2 separate regions of the Mus musculus genome follow, and region 1 is linked to region 2. The links are chromatin loops, found by intact Hi-C in ENCODE. Cell type or tissue: left cerebral cortex. All regions are shown on one strand. Links, peaks and the distances in the headings refer to the core of each region. The heading gives the core; the rest is flanking DNA. Region 1 has its middle 27 kb from the start of 4932438A13Rik. Region 2 holds the start of Trpc3 (transient receptor potential cation channel, subfamily C, member 3).

What was found. Hi-C counts contacts between places; a loop is a spot of excess contacts. Peaks named below come from ENCODE experiments on the same cell type or tissue, not always from the same donor. Only the 100,000 strongest peaks of a DNase experiment are listed, where the experiment ranks them.
Region 1: it touches region 2 in a loop (2.3-fold over the local background); 10 of 42 quality-filtered maps call a loop at or near these places.

What each region holds. Positions count from the first base shown.
Region 1 is chr3:36,833,067-36,838,445 of GRCm38, forward strand. No RefSeq gene overlaps it. Among named protein-coding and RNA genes, the nearest start is that of 4932438A13Rik, 27 kb to the right of the region's middle. In left cerebral cortex, for the core only: a CTCF peak has its summit at 2,695; a DNase peak (open chromatin) is centred at 2,699.
Region 2 is chr3:36,687,008-36,692,386 of GRCm38, forward strand. Trpc3 (transient receptor potential cation channel, subfamily C, member 3) reads right to left here and starts at 3,160. Exons shown (of 12, transcript NM_019510.2): 1 at 2,791-3,160. The coding sequence starts at 2,972. In left cerebral cortex, for the core only: CTCF peaks have their summits at 2,028 (motif pointing right) and 3,261; DNase peaks (open chromatin) are centred at 2,044, 2,479, 2,675 and 3,246; H3K4me3 peaks cover 1,790 bases; H3K27ac peaks cover 912 bases.

The DNA.
Region 1 (5,379 bases), core at 330-5,329, 150 kb after region 2:
AGGTGCCCTGGGTGTCTTCCTTTTAAACTCTAACAAAATTGTCTAATAGAATGTAGGCTTGGCGACTCCCTGTCAGCTTGGCCAAGTACCCAGGAACCCACCACAGTTCAAAACTCTGCCTATCTAATCCTGTTTCCTGCCCCATCTTCTGCACCAGACTGAAGTCTTTTCCTGTGCTATACCCTCCACAGGCCCCCAGCTTGCTTCTACATACTTCTTTTTCTCTGTTTTGATCTGTAAATCATTTCAGTAGTCAGTGTTTTTGCCATCATTATCATGATGTATTCCTAACCAAGTTTTTATATTTTGTTCTTCTGCCGTGATAAAATATTCTGACTAAAGCCACTTAGGGGAGGAAAGAATTTATTTAGTTTGTACTTCCAGGTCACAGGTCCTATCTTTAAATAGGAACTCAAGGGGAAAAGTTGAAGCAAGAACCCATGGAAAAATGCTCACCGTTGATGACATTGTACTGTGCTTCAAGGTATGGGCAGGTGGGCAGAGCCAAGTTACCCCCCCCCCCACCACACACACACACACACACACTCTTTCTCTTAGCTTATGGAATGTTCTGTAGCATAAATTCTGTTTTGCTAACTTTAGGCTTCACAAAACATTGTTCTGACCTCATTTGTTCTTCTGTGCAGTGTTAATGTGCTCAGTAGCTGAGCATCTCCCCATGTGACAAGGTCCCTATGTGACCTTGTACCTACTGTGCCTGGGGTGACATTCAAAGATGCATTGTCCTGGGAGCCATTTTTATGATCACTTTCTTTGGTGTCACGCCCTTATGATTTTAGTAAGTGGGTTCAAACTCATTTGGAAGTCTGTATTTGGGAAACATCTCATTTTCCTTTAGAAAAATCCAATTTTCAAGTTTTTAAATTAGGCAGATAAAATCTTCACATATAGATTATCTATCACATATAGATTATCTATCACTTGGGTCATAAAGTAGCATAATGATGGTGATATTGATTCAGATCTGTTTTCAAAAAGTTCACTTTCAAGGAGGTGCTCCACTCCCCCACCCCTCACCCCCACCCCTCACCCCCCAGCCAATATCATCCTTGGCATAGATCTGTTTTTAATAATATTTTAAATAAGTGGCATCATTGGGTATGACAAAGTGTAATTGTCTTAACCTGTTTAAGTGGCCAGCTGTCGTGCTGGGAGAAAGCAAAGTATCTCTTTTATAGGTTTTCCACAGACACCTGCTTTCTGCACTGTTCTCCAAGCCATTTGTCACTCTCATGAAGACTGGCTTAACTAAAAGGTGGGAGCTGTAACCATTCAGACCCCATCTCTGTGTGATCCGAATTCATGTGACTCTGTTCTGACCCTGTAGGTTCCTTCATATTCAAACATTAAATCTGGCTAGTGCTTAAATATCCAATTTGCATAATTGCTAAGAACAAGCAGCTAATTCCACCTCCCCAGCTAATCTTACCTTTTGCTCCCGATACCAGACTTGACATGTCCTATAATGAAAGACATTGGAATACCAGAGCTGATCTCCATAGTAAATGGTTGCAGAGCTGGTTTTTTCTGTGTTTTGTTTGGACCCAACTTCAACCTGGAGGCCTTTGTGAATTCCAACTAGGAGTTGCTGCATAACACGTTAGGTGTTTCAAATCCATCAGAGTGAATTAGTGTCAAGACATACGAATCCAATATAGTGTTATTTGCCAAGTCCTTGCACAGCTTTAGGATTAGCCTGGCTTCAAGTGCATAAAGACAGACGTACAGAAAACCTGAGAGTAGGTGGTCTCTGTCCTCTGATGGAGAAGCCATGGCTGCTTGAAAGGTTAGTGTGTATTAAGGAGACAGGGTTAGCTAGTCTTGGAAGGAGGACTCTATAAGGGACTAGTCTCCAGGATGTAAATATCTGGGGGGGGGGGGGAAGAGCTATAATGGGCATTTCCTGCACACTCTGTCAACATTTGCACTCAGAGAGGAGAAAGGCTTTGTCACCACTCCCAGCCTCAAAGGCAGGTGGGGGTAGGGAGAGATCGAGAAGGTATTTTCAGTTTCCAATGTGTCTGAGGCTTTAGTCCTGTCAACAATACGCACCCAGTTAAGAGTTCACATACTCTGTTCCCCACAATTTCCATCATTTCACTGCATAACTCTGAGGGATCATTTTGCTAATATAGCTTCTGGCTCTGTATTTTGCTGAATTCCAAATACTTTTCTATGGACCAAGTATGGTGGCGCATACATTTTTTTTTTTCAAATTCAAGAACTCAGTAGGCAGAAGCAGATAGACCTCTGCAAGTTTAAAGCCAGTCAGGTCTACATAGTAAGTGCCAGGCTAGCCAAGCCTACATAGTGAGATGCTGTCTCAAAACACAAGCAAAACCAAATACTCTGCAGTGAAGAAGTGGGTAGCAGGCAGTAAGGACTTAAAGAGAAAGAAAAGAAAATCTGGCCTACAGAATTGTTGAGGTCTGGCATTTCTCAGTTGTTCTGGTGGTCTGTTGTTGATATGTTCCTGTAATTTCATAATAACATTAGGTACCACTTAGTGTGTGGCATGTGCAGCGCCTCTGAGCACCTTACAAGGTAGACATCCGCTGCTGGGCTGTAGGTTCTTGATGAGAATCGTCTTTCTTGGTCATCAGCATCATTCCAAGGTGAGCGCGCATGCTCAGGGCCTCACTTGTCCCGTGTGAGTGTATCTGGCTCCCCCTTCAGTGGAGTGGAGTGAGAGCTTTAACTCATGAGACTGAAACCGGAGATTCCTGAGAATCAGAAACAAACCATTGTGGGGAAACCAAGGGCACGGAAATGTATCACTGTGAAAAGATGCAGCAAGAGCACTTCTTGCGGCATACACAATGCGCACAGCATGAGAGCAGCTATAAAAAACACAAACAGGGAATGTTTGCGGAAAACAGCTAAAACCACAACAGAGGCCGGGAGGTGCTCGCATCCCTCCTGTGCAAAACATAATTACCAGAGAAAAGACCCCGGGGCTAAGAGAAGGAACCCGCGGTGCAGTTCAGACTTCAGATTCCAAAGTGAGATTTCTCCAGGCCTCATCCCTCTTACGGTATCCACAAAAGCTCTCTCCGTGGAGCCAGTGGTCCCTTCTCTTCCATTTCCCACCAACTAGAGGGACAGGGAAGATAAACAAGGCTACCATGCCCATCCCCCATCACTGATTTCTATAAAACTGGATGCAGAAGACGAGTGATCCAGAGTCAGTTCTTAGTGTAAGATACGTATTTATTTCTAATGTCTTAACATAGCTTAAAGTAACTTGTGACTTATTGTGCACATGTGTGATTAATCACAAATAGTAAATTATCATATCGTCCTTGAAATATAAACCTGCCCAAGGCCAGGCTTTTAGAATTAACCAGGGTGAAAAATAAAGCAATAACCCCCTGAAGTGATGCCAAGAGGTCATTTGACATAGTCTTATATTACTGTTAGGGAGTTTCGAAACCCCTATTTCACAGATAAGTTTACCTGACAGATTTAGAATTCCTCTTTGATATTGAAAGAATAATCTTTTTTAAATTGGGTCTATCAGCTACTTACTTCTCATGTTGCTTTGATGAATAGCTCATCAAAGGAATTTAAGACAGAAAAAGGATGATTGTGGCTTAGAGTTCAAGGGAGCAATCTGTGATGGGGAAGATGTGGAGAGAGCCTATCGGTTGGGGCAGGAGGCCAGCCTCCTGCATCCACACTCAAGAAGCAACAAGAGGGAATATGACGTTGGTGGGGCTATAAAACATTAAGGCTCTCTCTCAGTGATACCCCACTTCCTAAAGGTTCTCTGACATTCTCACAACACTACCAGACAGAGACCAAGGTTTCAAACACAGGAGTTCTAAGCATAGAATCGCTGAGACTAATGCGAAGCCTATTACACTCAGTCTGTTTTACTGCGTTTGTCTTGAGAGCATAAAGTCTTAGAGGTCAATGACTGTGCATTTTGCTGATTGCTTGTCTTAGTTTGGTTTCTATTGCTGCAATAAACAGTATGACTGAGAGCAACTTGGAGAGGAAGGGTTTATTTAGCTCATAGCATATAGTCCATCGCCGTAGGAAGTCAGGGCAGGAACTTAACACAGGAACTGGAGGCAGACGCTGAAGTGTAGGTTATAGAGGGACACTGCTTGCTGGATCACTTGTCCAGGCAGCGGTGGCACCACCCACAGTGAGCTGAGCCCTCACACATCAATCATTAATCAAGAAAACGCCCCATAGGCTGGCCTGCACGCCGATCTGATGACTACATTTTCTCAGTTGAGATTCTTCTTCCCAGATAACTCTAGATTGTGGTAAGTTGACAACAAAAAAAAAACCTAATCAATACTATTCCCAACTGATGTGACATCACAGAAGGAGGGATTTTAGTCATTTAGGATACTTTCATCTGGAATTAAGAGAAAATTCACCTCAATCTGCACAAGCAATTCATGATACAGATTATTTTTTATGGCAAGTAGCCCAGGCAAAGTTAGATGATGTTGCCAGTAGCTCGTATCATTATCAAAGTTTTTTTTCCATCTTTCCAAAATATTACTCATAGAATGTAAGCTTTGACTAGCAGAACAACTTCTTCTCCTGTGGACTGGACACAGGAGACTTCCAGACTCCATATGCTGGTGTCTGAGTGTGATGAACATGTGGCTATTTTTTTCTCATGCATCCTGTCTAGAGAGAAACATTTTACAGGATCCTTTTGACGTCTTTCCTTAGGAAGAGAACAACATGACCACTGCAAAACAATCACTGGCCAACTCGCTTGATTAATAAGATCTAATTCTGGGGCTTAGCAGGGTAAGACGCATAGCTATACCAATTATGTTTCATTTGACTATTGTGTCATGGAGAACTAAACTAATTAAGGCTTAAGTAAGGAAGAAAATTCCCCACACAAAAAAAAATGCTATCTATTGACTTTAAACAATACCTTGTTTAGCTTATGAATCTGATGATAACGGAGTGATTCTTCTGGGCTAGTTTTGTATGATCACCAGTTGACTCACCTGCAAGTCATACTTACTGGAAGAACATGAGCGTTATCTACCCACACTCTCAAATGGAGAGGTAGACTGGGTCACCTTTATTCATGTCTGAAGTAGTCTAGACAGGGGTCATTCACAGAGAAAGGCCCTAAAGAACAAGCAGAAACAGACAGCCTGCCTATTATGGTACAACCACCTCTGCATGTATCATTTGTCTGAGATCAGAAGGCAGTTCCTGAAGTTCTGATCCCCCCGAGAGAGGAAGCCTCGTCTGGAAGCCAGTCCTACAGGACAGAGCTATGGTCTTCCTCTCCATAGGGATGGTAAGAGTGTAAATCCAAAAGCATCATGCTAGCACATGTGCCAAGGAGAGGGCACTGGGTGATTAAGG
Region 2 (5,379 bases), core at 75-5,074:
TCCTATTCCATCAACTGCCACTTCAGTGCATACTACACAGAGAGACTTTGATCACATCGAGTCCGCTTTTAAACAACCAAAGGCTCCCTACTGCCATATCTTGACACATAAGACCTTCACACTGATGTCCAGAATGACAAGGCCTCCAAACCACACCCACCACTCTCCTTCTCACACCCTATGTTCCAACCAGACTCAGCTGCCATGGTTCTGAAACATCCCTGGCATTTTGAGGGACGGAGCATGAAATAATTAGCTACTGCATGCCATCCTAAGAATCCTTCCAGCCCATATCGGTTTCTTTAATTTCTTCACAAACAAATAAGCTTGTCTCCTGCTCTCCTTGTCTCTTTACAGCTCTATTTTCATACTTTTTTTTATTAATACTCATTTTCTTCAGATTGATAGCATCATTGTCCAGGTCCGGCATCTTTGTTGCTTTCCCTCACAGAGGGAACCTTTTTTCCTTGTCTTTGTGGTTGTTGTACCATGCCTGCACTTTGCATACATCTCCTTGAGAATTGTCTTTGAGCTGGAACTCATGAGAACACACTTCTAGACCTTTCCATATTTATCAGATATACTTAACAAATCAAAACTTCCTGAATGAGTTTCGCTTTGATGATGCTATTTGGTGCTGCTAGTCTGCAAGCAATAGAGATAGAATTGCTTTGTTTGAGTCAATGGTTGAGTCAAGAGTCCTATCCAAGGATGGAGGCATCTCATATGTGACTTAATAGAAGGCATTCTTCCCTCATCAGCTCATTCAGATTCCCAAGTGAAAGTCTGGAACATAGACCAAACAAATACGCAACAGAATGTGTGTGTGCACGCGTATGCATGAGGTATGTGATGCGCGCGCGTGTGTGTGTGTGTGTGTGTCTGTGTTTGTGTGCATACTCATGTTTGCTTCTGTTACTAAACTAGAAGACGGATTAGGAGTGGAGAAGAAGAAATCTTCATGGAAGAGGGAAATATAGTAATGAAATACATCCAGTATGTAGAGGGGAAACTAGGGGAAGGAAGAGAAGCAGAGGAGAGGGCGGCACAGGAGAGAGTAGTGGGAGAGGAAAGGATGGTAAAGAAGGTAAGATACTATGAGGAAGCACATTACTTGTAAGCTAACCTACCACATTGGCGACAGGACTTTGAAAGAAAGTGGGTCCTATTCTTAGGATTCTACTGAGTATTAAGCTCAGCTGTGCCACTGCAGTTATGAATGTGACCCTGGGCTGGCTCTGCTAAGTTGTTGACTGGCTATGCCACTCTACATACTGACTCCAAGGCTGTTCTGCTCACCTTTCAACAGTGATGCAGAGACATCGTGGCTTTACCCTATTCAACACCATAGGAGGAACGGAACTACTCTCTGCTGCAGGTAGCAAGACAGCTTCTGATGTCACCAAGTGTCAAATAAATGGAAAGGGGGTGATCCATGAAGTGACCCAGCCCTCTCGACTTTAAAAATAAAGACCACACACTTGTTGCACGGTGTAAAGTCACCAGATGTGGCAGAGGAGTGACCTCAGCAGTCAGGTAGTGAGCCTCTGGTAGAACTCACTCCCGGGCTTTGTGTAACTGACTTCAAACTTCAGAAGGGAGAGCCATAATTTCGAATCTACCTTACTTCCACAGATAATCAAGTTCCCTATGTACCAGTTATTTAAGGTAATAGAAGAATTTCATAAAAATCAAGAAACTATACAAGTTCATAAAACCCAGTTTATGGGTTTTATGGAAACAGAAATAAAGCGGATAGTGTGAAACTTTAGAGGGTGGAAGTGAGCTGACAGGGATGTAATACCAAAGGATGAGCCTTCTCTCCATTTCCGGGGCCATTTCCATGTCCATTCACAGTCTCTGACTTCCTCCCGGGTGCGTAGCAGATTTTAAATCAGGACCCTTCCGGAATGATTGCTGTTTATGTTCCCTGCCAGCCTATTAAGTCCAGTCTGGCCTGGCCTGAGTTCTCCACCGGTCCAACCTCCCCAAGCCACAGATCCTGCAGCAGACAGACTTTGGGCAGCAGGCGGCGCTGCAGAGCCCGTCCCCCCGACAGGAAAGCCACAAGCCCACTGGCCCGGAGGAGCCACGACCGAAATGGGTCCCCACGTCCCAACCCCTTCCTCTCAGGACACTCTTCCCGCACGCGCAGCGCATCGCCGAGGGAAGTAGAGCAGTGCCCTCAGCATCTTTGCCTCTGGAAGCTGGCCCGGCGCTGTATTGTTCGAATGAACAGGTTCTTTTCTCAATCATTTGGTTGCTAACTGCTACTTTTGCAGAGGAAAAGAGAAACAACAGAGACGTGGAGAAGGAAAAAGTCAGAACTGGAGGGAAGGGGGAAGAGTCACCGGCCCTGAGCCTTCTGGGACCCATCGTCCAAGTTGGCCCTAAGAGACTGACTGTCAGAGCCACTGCCCTCGGGTTTGGGTGTGAGCACGCACACCTACAGGGAAGCTTTCATCTCACTCAGTGCACCCCGCACAGCACTGTGCCCCGCTGAGCCCCGTCCTCCAGCCTCCACGGCGAGCTGGAGAGGCATAGGGGGACCAGCCGCAGGTCCTGTGCACACAAAACGGTCCAGGACCTCCGGGTAGCTCCGGGTTCGAGTCCCAAATCCTAGCCCAGGTGGCCTCGTTCTCTCTCCCCGAGCCCCGCCGTCGGTGATGGTCCACGGGCAGTGCATGCATGCACGTGAGCCTGGCCCGGCCCCGCTTAGCGCCGCGCTTAACCAGTCCGGATCCCGAGCCTGGTCCCACCCGCCCCGCTCGGCCGCGCTCGGGTACTCACGCGTCGGGCCCCGGGGACGGCGGCGCGCGCGGGCAGGGCGGCTCCAGCCCGCCGTTGACGCCCCTCCAGCCCCGGCGGCGGCGCTGCGACTCGCCTCCCTCGGCCTCGCCATCCTCCTCCTCCTCCGGAGCGGGCAAGGTCACCCTCGCGGGCTCCCGGCACTTCTTGACCTTGGTGGACATAGCGGCCAAGCTCCCTGCCGCCCGCAGTCAGCAGCCCAGCTGCCCCGGGTCAAGCACCGGGCCCGCGGAGCTGGGGACGCCCGGGCGGAGCGCGCGACCTGCAGCGGAGCTTGGGGTCCGCGGCCGCGCTGCCGGCTGTGCGCGGTCTGCCGGCCCGACAGCATCGCGGCGAGACGGCGCGGTTTCCCTGCGAGGAGAGGGAGGAGGGGGGAGGAAGGAGGGATGGGAGGAGGGGAGACCAGTCCCTCGCAGACAGCGCTGTGCAGGAATCAGACAAACCAGCAGGTGGGGAGCTGAGAAACAGCAGAAACTTCCCTCCACCCTCCTTTTTTACCAGAGACCCAGAACCCTCATGCATCTGTAGACACAAGTGTCCTAGGAAAGGAAATGGAATACTCGACCTGTTAGGTTTTTTTAATGCACGCTCAGCTATCTAGATTTTTCAAAGCAAAGCATTGCTAGTTTCCCATTGTCAGGCTTAGCAGAATCCACAGGGGTTTAAGTGCGGTTCCTGGGTCCCTGTGCCTCACAGCCAGTCAATTTCTAAACGTGTGGGATGCTAACTCGAGTTCTGTACTTTTCAAGAAGCGTTTTTCAAGGGAGAAAATTGTTCGTTTTTTGTTTGTTTGTTTTTGAGACAAGGTCTTATTCTGTGGCCCAGGATGGCATGGAAGTCAGCATCTGGCACAGGCTGGTCCACACCTCACAGCAATTCTTCCGTTTCGGCCTCCATAAATTACAGCAGCAGGTGCACATATGTGTGCTGGGGTGTGAGAGACCAGAGGTCAAACTCTGCTAGTCTTCCTTAGGTCATCCACCTTGGTTTTTGTTTGTTTGTTTTGTTTTTATTTTTTTGAGACAGAAGCTTTTTCTGGAACCTAGGGGTTCCTGGATTAGACTAGACTAGGTTGTGGGCCAGCAAGCCACAAATCTGTCTATCTCTACCTCCCCAGCTTGTGCCAACACAGAAGGTTTTAAAGAGGGTGCAGGGAATGGAACTTGCCCCTCCTCCATTATTTTTAAAACTTAAGGGAATGCACTTTGAAATTCAAGGTCACTCAAATTTCGGGGATGAAGGGTTACAGAGTATGATCAATGAGAATTTTAGGGAGCAGAGAACCGAGGTGTAACTCCACTCAGACCCAAACAGTATTCAAGACTTTCTGTTACGTCAGTCAGGCAGATGCCTTCGCAAAGGCATACTGGGAAAATCACAGAAATACCAGCTGAGCTCGGTTAAGACAAGGGAGGTTAGTTCACTGCTAGCATTATTTAGTGGCTACTGTGCTTCATGGAGAAATGGTTCTCTCCGAACTCAAGACACAAAAGTACGGAACTGTGGCTCCCTTTCGCGTAGCTCTTCAAACGCACATAAAGTGCTGTGGATCCCTTGCACTGGCAGTATGCAAGCAAAGGTTCAAGGAAGCACTGGCGTTTTTTGATCCCTGCTTCGGGAAGATGGGAACGTTTGGAAATTGCTTCATGTGCTACTTCATAGGAAAGTGTTAATTTCCACAACCGAGTTACCAGATCCCCTTTGATTCCATCTTTGAAGAGACTTCACAGAAGACCCCCTGTGCACTTCAGTAGCTCTACCTCCAGCCAGGCTCTCGTGGTCCTCCCGGCTTCTGTAGCATACCTCTTCCCTAAGATGGAGATTTTGTTCAAACAAAGTCTGATCATGACTGTTCTCTATTAAAACCAACAAACAAGCAAACAAACAAAACAAACCCACTGGTGACTCCTGCTTTCATTTTAAAAATCCAAATCTGTCGTGTGTCTTAGGGTTTTATTGCTGTGAACAGACACCATGACCAAGGCAACTCTTACAAGGATAACATTTAATTGGGGCTGGCTTACAGGTTCAGAGGTTCAGTCCATTATCATCAAGGTGGGAACATGGCAGCATCCAGGCAGGCATGGTGCAGGAGGAACTGAGAGTTCTACATCTTCATCTGAAGGCTGCCAGCAGAATACTGGCTTCCAGGCAGCTAGGATGAGGGTTTTATAGCCACACCCACAGTGACACACCCACTCCAACAAGGCCACACCTACTTCATACAAACCATCACATTATGCAAGCCTTCTGTGACTTGACCCTAACTCTCCAGCGTCTTCTCTTGCTCTGCATAATGGACACATCTGTACGTAACTCCTGTCCTGTACCACCAACATCAAGGTCACTTTCCCGTTTCCCTGTCTCTGTGTCATTTACCTACACTGAACTGTCTTATTATTCACCCACCTTCTATTCTCCCCCAAAGAGCCAGAGAGAGGTGGCCTCTAGTCTGACAGTCTCTGATGTCCATCTGGAGTCCCAAGAGATCCAGGAGATCCTGAGTGTCTCTTGTGTATGAGATCCCATCCTTCAAGTTAACTCCTGTGTGCTGGTCTCCTGTTTGAACTT